2 separate regions of the Homo sapiens genome follow, and region 2 is linked to region 1. Evidence: chromatin contacts called from ENCODE Hi-C or POLR2A ChIA-PET data. All regions are on one chromosome and are shown on one strand. The core of a region is the stretch at or near the end of the contact, and the rest is flanking DNA. Distances in the headings are between cores, read along the strand shown.

What was found. A loop is a pair of places that touch in the nucleus more often than their neighbours do. ChIA-PET counts read pairs that join two places held with the same protein, here RNA polymerase II (POLR2A). Pooled maps may share reads with other maps.
Region 2: a map of heart right ventricle shows a loop between it and region 1 (4-fold over the local background). The contact joins two enhancer-like sites. A Hi-C loop is called at or near these places in 14 of 168 maps with a recorded cell type or tissue (Right ventricle myocardium inferior, dorsolateral prefrontal cortex, gastrocnemius medialis and 5 more) and 12 of 50 pooled maps. POLR2A ChIA-PET finds 5 or more read pairs at or near these places in 1 of 52 experiments (activated B cell).

The regions. Positions count from the first base shown.
Region 1 is chr13:35,950,316-35,955,427 of GRCh38, forward strand. The region is part of intron 3 of DCLK1 (doublecortin like kinase 1); the gene reads right to left. Among named protein-coding and RNA genes, the nearest start is that of DCLK1, 180 kb to the right of the region's middle. RefSeq lists enhancers at 3,332-3,461, 3,492-3,601. Within about 2 kb of position 3,441, at least 5 of the 41 ENCODE cell types and tissues checked have a DNase peak (open chromatin) inside an H3K27ac peak, as active enhancers do; they include dorsolateral prefrontal cortex and heart right ventricle, where a contact is called at or near this core.
Region 2 is chr13:35,873,237-35,878,346 of GRCh38, forward strand. The region is part of intron 4 of DCLK1 (doublecortin like kinase 1); the gene reads right to left. The region is part of intron 1 of LOC105370163 (a long non-coding RNA gene); the gene reads left to right. Among named protein-coding and RNA genes, the nearest start is that of LINC00445, 180 kb to the left of the region's middle. Within about 2 kb of position 1,660, at least 5 of the 41 ENCODE cell types and tissues checked have a DNase peak (open chromatin) inside an H3K27ac peak, as active enhancers do; they include dorsolateral prefrontal cortex and heart right ventricle, where a contact is called at or near this core.

The DNA.
Region 1 (5,112 bases), core at 2,191-4,690:
AGCTGTAATGTATTCCAACTAACAAGAAAGAATAACAGAGGGAGATTTATAACCCTCTTCTTTAGACAAATGTACATTGAGAATTTTCCTTGAGGCATTACTGTACATTCTGATATTAAGGAATTATAAAAAGGTGGAGGAATTGAAAACCAGTGTTTCGCACAATAATCTGATTTTATTTATCTATGCAGTGTTACTCCTTTTGAAACCTGGTGTCCTAAAGATTCAGTGTAGTTACCAGTTTTTTAAAAGATTCGTTTTATGGATGAAAAACATGCTTCTTGTTACAAAGGGATAGTGACAATTGGCCTCTCTGCCATGAATTCATTGCTCAGTAGGTGTCAGATGTTAGAAGCATTCATCATGATTAGATACAGGGCAGACGCAAAGGCAGAAGTATCAAGTTTGAGAAAAGAGAGATGTCCAACCTGTGGAGAAGCACCTTTCCAAGCTTTTCTGTTCCACCTCCATGCTCCTGTACCTCCCAGGAGAGTTGATGTTGTCAGAGCCTGCTCTTCTCTGTGGTTTCACTACGGTCAGAGATTCTGCCCCTGCAATAACTTTCAAACCCAGGCCTTTCTCCCACCCTCCTCTCCTTTACTCCCAGCACCAAGTCAGTCCAGGGCTCGTCCTCCTGCTTGTGGACCCTGGCATTTTACTCTAGTGGATTTTCTCAGCCCTACCGCCTTTCTGTTTAATCCATCCTGTTTAATTCTGTCAGTCTACTCTTCCTTCACAAATTTTCAATATCTCTCTCCATGGCTCAGAAAGCCATCCATGGCTTACTATCCTCAAGTTAAAGTTCATCTTTCTGAGCTTGGCATTCCAGATGCCTCAAAATCTGACCCCAACCTACCTTTCAAGCTTCCGGTTTTTTTAGTTGGGACATGGTGCCTGATACTTAAATAAGCATTTGTTGGATGGATGGACGATGGATGGATTAATGGATGGATGCATGGATGGATGGATGGATGGATGGATGGATGGATGGATGGATGGATGATATGGATAGATGGACGGATGGAAGAACTATGTCCTAACCTGAAAAATGTTTCAATTTATCTGCTTTACCTGTTTTTCTTGAAAAAGGGCTTGTTCTTTCCTATGTGTTTGTTTTTTCTATCTAGTATCCTTTCTTACTCTTTGCCTGTTCGAATCCCTCCTATAGCCTATTGCTCAGTTGCAGATTCAAGCCCTACCTTCTCTATCCACTCTAATCCAAAGTGACTCATCCCTGCTCTGAACCTCTACCCATTGATCAATACGTGTTTACTGAGTGCCCATTATTTGCCAGTCACTGGGCTAGGTCTTGAGAATATGGCTGCCCTTATCCATCACCTCTTCTTTTCTAGTATATGTTTACAGACTTATGATCCAAATAATTCCTGTTGCAAATCAGTAATTCAGCCGAGAGTGACTTACATTACCTTCTAGTGGTTTTGTCAAAAGCTGGAGACAGGTGATATCACTCCAGCTCTTGCTCTGCCACCATCACTGACTTGCGCAAATCAGGAAACCTCCATCAGCTATCTTGAAATGAGTCCTGTTTCTGTAGATCCTAGCTTCAGTCAGAGCAAAGGCAGTGTCTCGCGTTAGGTGCCATTTCTTTTGGCACCATGGAGATGTCTGCTTAAGCTGTTCCCTAAGAGCACAGCACTATCAACAGAGCCCAGCTTCTGAGTTAACCCAGCACTTCCACTTGGATGTTAATCTCTTTGTGTCTCGGTTTATCATATCAGTTGTTTCAAGATGAGTTAAGACGATGAATCCAAAGAGAATAAGTCCTCAATAAAGTTTAGCTTTTTTTATTAGCCCAAATGTATTTTTACTTCTAAATAAGTATAAATCGAGTGCATACGTAATATAAATGGAAAAAATGTTTAAAAAAGCAAACACACAGTATGTACCTCCTAAGTTTTATACCAACATGCTTCTTTTCTAAGTTGATTTGAAGAAAATGTAGCAAACGCGTGCCTATTCTTGCTTTGGGAATAAGGATTCTATCAGTATCATTACTTTGATGAAAGAAAGACACACTTTGAATTAGCATCAGAGAATGGGTGGAAAGCTGGTAGAAGCTGCTAACACAAAGGTGGGACACGGTTTATACCACTGACTTCCATTAGGCTTCCACAGAATGATGCTGCGAAAAGTCATTTGTAAGCATATTCACCTGATATAACAAATGTGCTAAGGACCACTGTCTTAACTCAGGGCCTCTTGAGATCTGTCACCAACTTCTAGTTTCGTGACAACCAGAGATTTTTATTCCTCTGAGAAAACTGCTCTCTGTTGAAATATCTCCACTGCAAAAGATACTGTATGTGTAATATATGCAATTCATAAGCCAGGTAATCTGTTTATAGTACATGACACTTAATATTCTGTTGACTAATTTTCAGTTTTTACTTAGTGCTTTGGTTATTATACGGAAATCTAACTCCAATGTTGAATTTTTTTTAACTCCAATGAAAAACAGTCCATTTATTGCATGAGACTCTATGTGATGGTGCTTAGCATTATGCCATACCCACAATACCTCAAAAAACATGGGTGATTATAATTGCCAGATGTGCTGGGAAAAGTCCTTGAACGAGGGTCAGGATACCTGGGTTCTGAGCCCATATTGGCCTATAACTGTTGCATGAACTTGGATGAGTGACTTAAATTCTCTTGCTTATCAGTTACTGCATTGGTTCTAATATGCTTTATCACAGTAATTATATGATAAAGATAAAATAAATATGAAAATACTCTTTTTGGTGTGATGTACCAACAGGAATAGTTCTGTATACATTACTACATTTCATCTTCAATATACATGATAACACTGAATCCTTTCAACTCTGAAAGAGACAAACTCTATTTGACAATAATTTATTGGTATTAGTATCCCCATTTTACAGATGAAAAATCCAGCCAGGTTAAACAGAAAATCAGTAGGAATTTGAACGGAGGTCACTTAGAACCCAAATGCAGGCTGTTAACTACCAAGCTGTAGGAAAATGAGTCTATCATGCACCCTCACATTTGCATATTATAAATTTCAGCTGATAAAATCATTATGATCAATAGTTACCACATATATTGTATATTAATAGTATATAATAAAAACGGTGTCTAATAAACCCCCCTTTTTAAAAGAAGGAAGTTCGAATTATTCCTTTGGCTCAAGGAAGACATATTCCTTTTTCTGACTCTCTTTATGTGAAATCTGAATTCATATCTTTTCCATTAACTTGTCATTACGCACAGTCGTCCCAAGAGACTAAGCTGCTTACGAGGAAACAAAACGCTACAGACAAATATGGACTTCCTCTCCTCTGAGCTTCCGGCCTGTGTTGCTCTGCAAGGGCAGAGATTCAAACAAAGGCAATAAAAGCATCTGCTGTTTACACATTTCCAAAGCAGGACCGTGGAATCCATTCCCCCTCACTGGAATAAGATCTCCATGGTGACGCTGACTTCAGGGAGCTGGGCCAGTTTCTCAGCAGGGCCTAGGCAAGGATATTTTCTTTACAAGAGCGCCCTCTTCAAACGAAACAGGGGATATCTCTGCAGCCCTGGATGCATTTGAAGCCACAGAAGTCATTGTGTCTTTATCAGGTGTTTTCCATTGTATCAGAGACACCAAAATATTTTGCTGTCATCCATTTAAATAATATATTTTAAGCAAGAGAATAAACCATCACAGAAGTAAAAACGAATAAATTCATTCCATCTATTGCAATTATCGAGTATGGCACATTATTTCTGTTTTAACTTTCTTTTTCTTTAAAATACTTCATTTGTAATTTCTTAAACTTCTTAATACCAGTTAAAGATGGCAGGCTTAAACGTTCTGTAGCTAACAGTTTAATGAGATGCTCTTTACCAAAAAGGAATGCTTACACTGCTTTTTTTTTAAAAAAAAATCTAGTTACCTATGTATCTAAGGTGCCAAGTCAACAACCTTCCTCTTTCTGCACAATTCGTAATGTGACCATTATAATTAGCTTTCAGTTAAAACTTGGCACATATGGGGCTCCTCGTCCTGCCAAAACTAAATTGAGAGGAGGTTCCTCTTCCAATTTCATTCCATACTTGGCTTCTTCTCTCCATTCTTAGCAATGAACATTTTTATGCCACATGATATTATAAGTCAACCACTGTGAATTTTTCTGTCCTATAATCATGTAATTCCATATGTTTCTGGTTCTAAAATATGTTTACAATCAGTTTTATAGCCAAATATTAGAAGCGTGTTACGTTATTGTCATAAAACACATTCTCCATCCCTTCTTTACATTTTTGTTTTCATTCTTTGATGATAAATTTATGAAAGTGATAATTTATTTTACTCTAGTTCTTATGGCTAGAAGCTTCTAATAAAAAATTCTTTAAAGAATCTCTGGATCTTGGCCAGAGGAAAATATGTGAATAAAAAATAAATTAGTTAAATAATAATAATTAACAGAAAGAAGAAAATAAAGATCCTCAAAGTACTCTTTACAAGTTTAAAACATGAAGCTCTAAGACTTTTTTTTAAAAAAAATGGATAATACTGTTGAAATTCAGAATAGGCTAGGAGATAACACTCAAACTAACAGGCTGATGCTTAAAGAAATAGAAAAAGGAAAAGTTCTCCTTTGAAATGGTAGCAATTTGATTCGCTGGGTCAATCAGAAAAAGTCAATTATGGAATTGAAAGTGTATTCCTTCCTTGGATGTGTTCTCAGCTGCTGTAGTTGACATGGACATCAGCTATTGCAGCCTTCTGTTGAACATACCCTCTGACCCAGGAATGCACCCTTTATGCATGGATCACCATCTTTCATGGACTCAGACACACCTAAGCAGACTGCAACCTATTCTAAATGATTCATCCTTTATTATCTATCCTGTTTTTTTTTTAATGCTAACATTTCATTCTCTTTTTAAAAATGTGTCTCTTAGTCCATTCAGGCTGCTATAACAAAAATATCCTAGACTGGGTGGCTTGTAAACAGCAGGCATTTGTGTCTCACAGCCCGGAGGCTGGAAGTTCAAGATCGAGGCACCAGATGATCTGGTGTCTGGTGAGGGCCTGCTTTCTCACTTTAGCCTCACGAGGTAGAAGGGACAAGGGACCTC
Region 2 (5,110 bases), core at 410-2,909, 79 kb before region 1:
GCAGTGAGCCAAGATCCCAAAAACATAAATAAATAAAAATAAAAAAATTAAAATTAAAAAATTTGCTGAACAAAGTGGATTTGGTGAGTTCAAAGAGAACTTCTTAAAAGCTCTGAATGATGCCCTCCAGAAAGTCCAACAAATTGTACTTTTTTTTTTCCCCTCAAGACAGAGTCTCGCTCTTGTTGCCCAGGCTGGAGTGCAGTGGCGTGATCTCGGGTCACTGCAACCTCCACCTCCCGAGTTCAAGAGATTCTCCTGCCTCAGCCTCCCAAGTAGCTGGGACTACAGGGTGCCCACCACCATGCCTGGCTAATTTTTGTATTTTTAGTAGAGGTGGGGTTTCATCATGTTGGCCAGGCTGGTTTCAAACTCCTGACCTCAAATGATCCACCCACCTCAGCCTCCCAAAGTGCTGGGATTACAGGTGTGAGCCACCATGCCCGGCCTCAAATTGTACTTTTATAGACAATGAGTGGTCATTTGCTGGGTCCCTCACTGAGGTTAGGTATTACATTTTCAAAAAATCTTTGCCAATTTCTAAACAAATATTGGATTTCCTTTCTTGAAATCTGAATTGGTTTGATTGCCAGTAAAGTTGTACATTTTTCCCACACGCATATTAGCCATTTGGATTTCTTCTTTTGCAATTACTTATTTATGTCCTACTTTCTCTTATTGGTTTGTAAGAGTGCATTCTATATGAAAGTTTAACACTTAGTCTATCATGTTATAAATATTTATCATTGTAGGTAGTTGTTGAAATATGTTAGCTTTTCAAATGTGGTGAACCTTTTTAGTATAGTAGTTTTAAATTAAACTACTTTAACTTTTCCATTATATATTTTAAATCCCATTTTACGCTTTAGTAACAAAGAACTCATAATCATTCCAGATCTCATTCTGATGCCTGACTTCAAAATTTTTCTTCCCTATCCACGCAATTTCTAATTTTCTAAATTCAAAACATGTTTCTCTCTCTTATATATTCTGAATTGCTTTATATAAACATCGTTTCCTATTTTTTTCTAACATCTAAACTAACAAAGTAGTTTAAATTGTTTAGTAAGAAAAGATGTGAGTTTATATGAAATACAGATGTTATAAGACTACAAACAGGAGATAAGTCATGGAGGAGAGTGTGTCCTAGAGAGTCTCATGAATTGAAATGGGGGAAAAGAAGAGGGAATATTAAAAAAGAAGAGGAAGCAAATTCTGCCTTGTGATATTTCTTCTTCCTCCACTTGTTTTCATAGCCCAAAGCAAAGAGAAATGAATCAAGGCATTACAGAGCCTGCCCAGTCTTCCCCAACAGTTACTTGGGCCACTGTCACTGTTCTGGCCTGCCCAGTGACCCTGCAAGATATTTCTGTTTTTTAAAAAAAAGAAAAAAATCTATACATACAGGAATATTGACAAAAATTAAAAGATAGGAGTAACCAAGAAACAACATTAACAACGTCAGAAAATACAATAGGAAAACCAGGACCGTTCCCATGGGACAATAACGCCCAAGGTGTCCGTGGAGATTTTGATTCGCAAAACAGAGCTTTGGAACGTGCCAAGGAGATCTCAGATTAGCTCATGGCTCTGACCATGCAACTGACAACACATCCTGGAGTTTGTCCTAGCTTTGGCCTCTGCCTAGCCTTTTGGAAGTACACTAGCAACCAAACTGGAATGCCACAATGTCGCCGGCCCATTGGCATGCTTCCTCGTACATTTTTATCACGTGGCCACTACGTGCCAAGCATCGAGAGCTGCAGGCATGATGGAGAACAATACAAAGTTTTGGAACTCAAAACCTTTACCATCTGGTAATGGTGCATAGAGTCTTTTCACCAGTGAGGCCTCTTTTTGCTAATTTTTATTTCATGGACCTCATGTTTGAAAAATGTTAGTTTATGCAACACATTGTTGTTAAGTAACATTCAATTTTCTCATTTTAAATAAAAATCAAGATGATCATGAGGGCAGATGACCAGAACTTTTTGTCCCAGGTTATGAACATTCAGAGGTCACATAAATTTAAAACAATGATTTTAAAAGCTCAGCATCTAGTTAGCAAGAATGAATAGTTAAGATAGAAAGCTAACAGATGGTACACATTGTTCATAATATCCATCTGTGATCCACAATGTGAATTTAAAAGTTGGTTTTAGGGTTCATGGCATGCTGTTTGGCACAGGTGCCAGAGTTGCTAGCTGTGGCTATAACTACCAACCAGCAATCCAGGACACCATAATAGAACCAATCTTACCACACTCAGTTGACACTTTTCCAAGTACCAAAAAGAAACTTGGTATTTCTGTGAGGCAGCTCTTCTTATCAGAAGAAATGTAGGTATTTCATTAAGTTTTTGAAATATTGGAAAAACTTGTGGCCTCTTATCATGCTTCCAAAGCTTCCCTTGCTTCTCCTGAACTGAGTTCTCACCATATTATTAATCAGTCAGAATTATTCATTTATTAGTCCGTCTCCCCACTCCCATACTCCATTGGATACTAACTAGTCCCTGCCATATTAAAAAGCATGAAGTAGCTGCTCGATAAATATCGGCCCAAATTGCTGCTGATCCTGTTACTACTTGTGTGAACTCTTGGTATTCACTGAACTAACCCAAACTCTCATTGTACACCCAAGAAAACTGAGTCTCAGAGAGATGAAATGACTTGCATCAGAACCCAACTCTCTTGGGTTGGTGGCTTCCTCACTACCCCCAGTATCTGATGCTGTGGCCTAAGCAAGCTGTTCCATGGTGACGAAAGCCTGGGAAATGTCTATCGGTGTCCATGGTCAGGGGCAGACAAATGGGTGATGGTGCATCAGGGGAAGAACTGCAAGCAACTGTTCTCATATCAACATTAAATAAGAAATTCAAGATATGAAAGCTACCTGTCTATCAAATGTTTAGTATATCAGAAAAAAAGAGAAACAAACTGTCTTTCAGAAATGGAGTTATAATGAAGTAATAGCTTGGAGGATCATGGAGTCTGAAAGATAATTACAAATATTTCAACTCTTGGACCACTTGCCTTAAGGATAAGAGTGATACTTCATGAGTCATATTGTGGATTAGAATAATTCCAAAGGCTTGGGTTGAATAACAAAAACAGAAACAACAACAACAGATTTATAGTAACTACGTTTTCTAAAATGGGTCAACATAAATCCAGCTGAAGAATATTGCAGTGCCAAGCCGTAAATTATAAAAAACAAAAACAAAAACTCCAACCATCTTTCCAAATAAAGTTTAGATTTTCCATGTTTTAATTAATTTAAATAGGAATTGTATTTTATAATGGTGAAAATGCAGTGAGGAACAAATGCTGCATGGCTTCAGAGAGAATGCCAAAATCTACATCAGCTGATAACCACAATTTTGAAACATTGTGAATAATATGACCTAAATGGCCAGTAATGTAGAAAACCTTTTTGTTGACACAAAGGACATTTTCATAGCCTCAGGCAAGGAAGAAAGCAGTGCCTTCCATTCCCCCTCTCACATGGGGGCATTTGCCTTTGGGGGCCATCACTTCTTTACTCTGATGTTTCTTGGCACCCCTATATTTCACTGACCAATTCTCTAAGAGGACTGTATTTCCTTTGGTGGTGGAGAAACTGGATGACCCAGACTCTCCTTAAGAAAGATGACACCGAAGGACTGTAGGTAAGCCACTTGAAGGAAGCTAACAGATGGTAATTTCTCTTGCTCCTAAAGATTGCAGCCTACCCAAAGGACAGGAAATCAGACCAAACTCATGAACTGGTTCTCTGATGACTGAACCTCCCACAGCAGGCAAGCAAGTAAGCAACATTGAATTAAATCTCTGCTCTATTTAGTCCCTACATTCATCTGAGGTGAAAAGTATCATTCCCCACACGATCTATACAAATGTTTTGGGGATTTATAGAAGTTAAATGTTTCTCACCTTCACCCAGGACATGAACTCCTGAAATGGGCATTCTTTGATGGACAGATTTAGAGAGACAGCCCAGATGGTGATGTATAAGGAGGAGGTGGAACATATTCTTTGGCCACATTCCCGGTGGCAGGAGAACCTCCACTTAGAAAGATCCTCCCCCCACTCAGAAACAGTTGGTAGGTAGGCTGAAGTGTTATAGAAGGTGCTGAAGAATAGAAACGGTTGCAGAATTCCACCAAAGACACCAGTGGCTCACCTGAGCTCACATAGTGATCATGCATTCAAAGGGGCCTACTTAGACCTTCTGGAGAATCTTGAACAAGGCATAGGTGAAGTCCCTTGAGTGTCTAGACAGCCTTGGTGACATGCTGCATGTTGGCTAGGGAATACTCTTTGAACAAGAAATGGTTTTACTTTTCTAGTCTCTTTTTTGAAACCAACCAGCATAAAAGCACTCTTAGGCAGAGGCCTCTTAATATATCTCAACTCTAAATTCAGTTTTCTGAATTGTTCAGGAAATGGACAAGTTCATCTAGAAGAAACCATCATAAGCAGTAGATGCTTTGTGCTTTCTACCATACCCTGATTACAAAGGCAAGCTTCCTCTTAATTTGGCAAAGGTACAAAGCCTGTAAATGGAATAATATTCCTCTCTGTTGCTATATGCAAAAGAGAGTGAGGAAGCACATTCAGTTCCAGAGGCATTTTATAAAAATGGCACAAAGTCAATGACAAAAAGAACTTGCAATTCTGATTCTCCAATTCTCCAATAAGTTGCCCCTACATGTTCACTTCCCTCCCCTTGGGAGGCGCCCTCCTAGAATATCAAGGCTGTCAATGGTTAATGAGTCAACTCTCTCCTTAACTCAGGAATATTCTCTCCTCCTGTCTCCATTCCAACTAAGTGGTGGTCCAGCTTCCTTCTGAGCACCCCCAGTGCCTGGGAGATTCACCACCTCCTGCCTCATGGTTTTGAATCTCAGTCTCCATCCTCAGTCTCCAGCTTGTCTGCCTGGTTGAGCTGAACAAAGCCATCCTGGTATAATGGACAACTAAAATTTACTTTCTATAGAAATGTTATGATTTTCATACTTCGCAGCAGCATTACAGGAAAATCCACATGTAGGCTTCTTGAGGAAAGGATGGGCCTGCATCTAGTAAGAACTGAGGCCCATCTGGTTTCT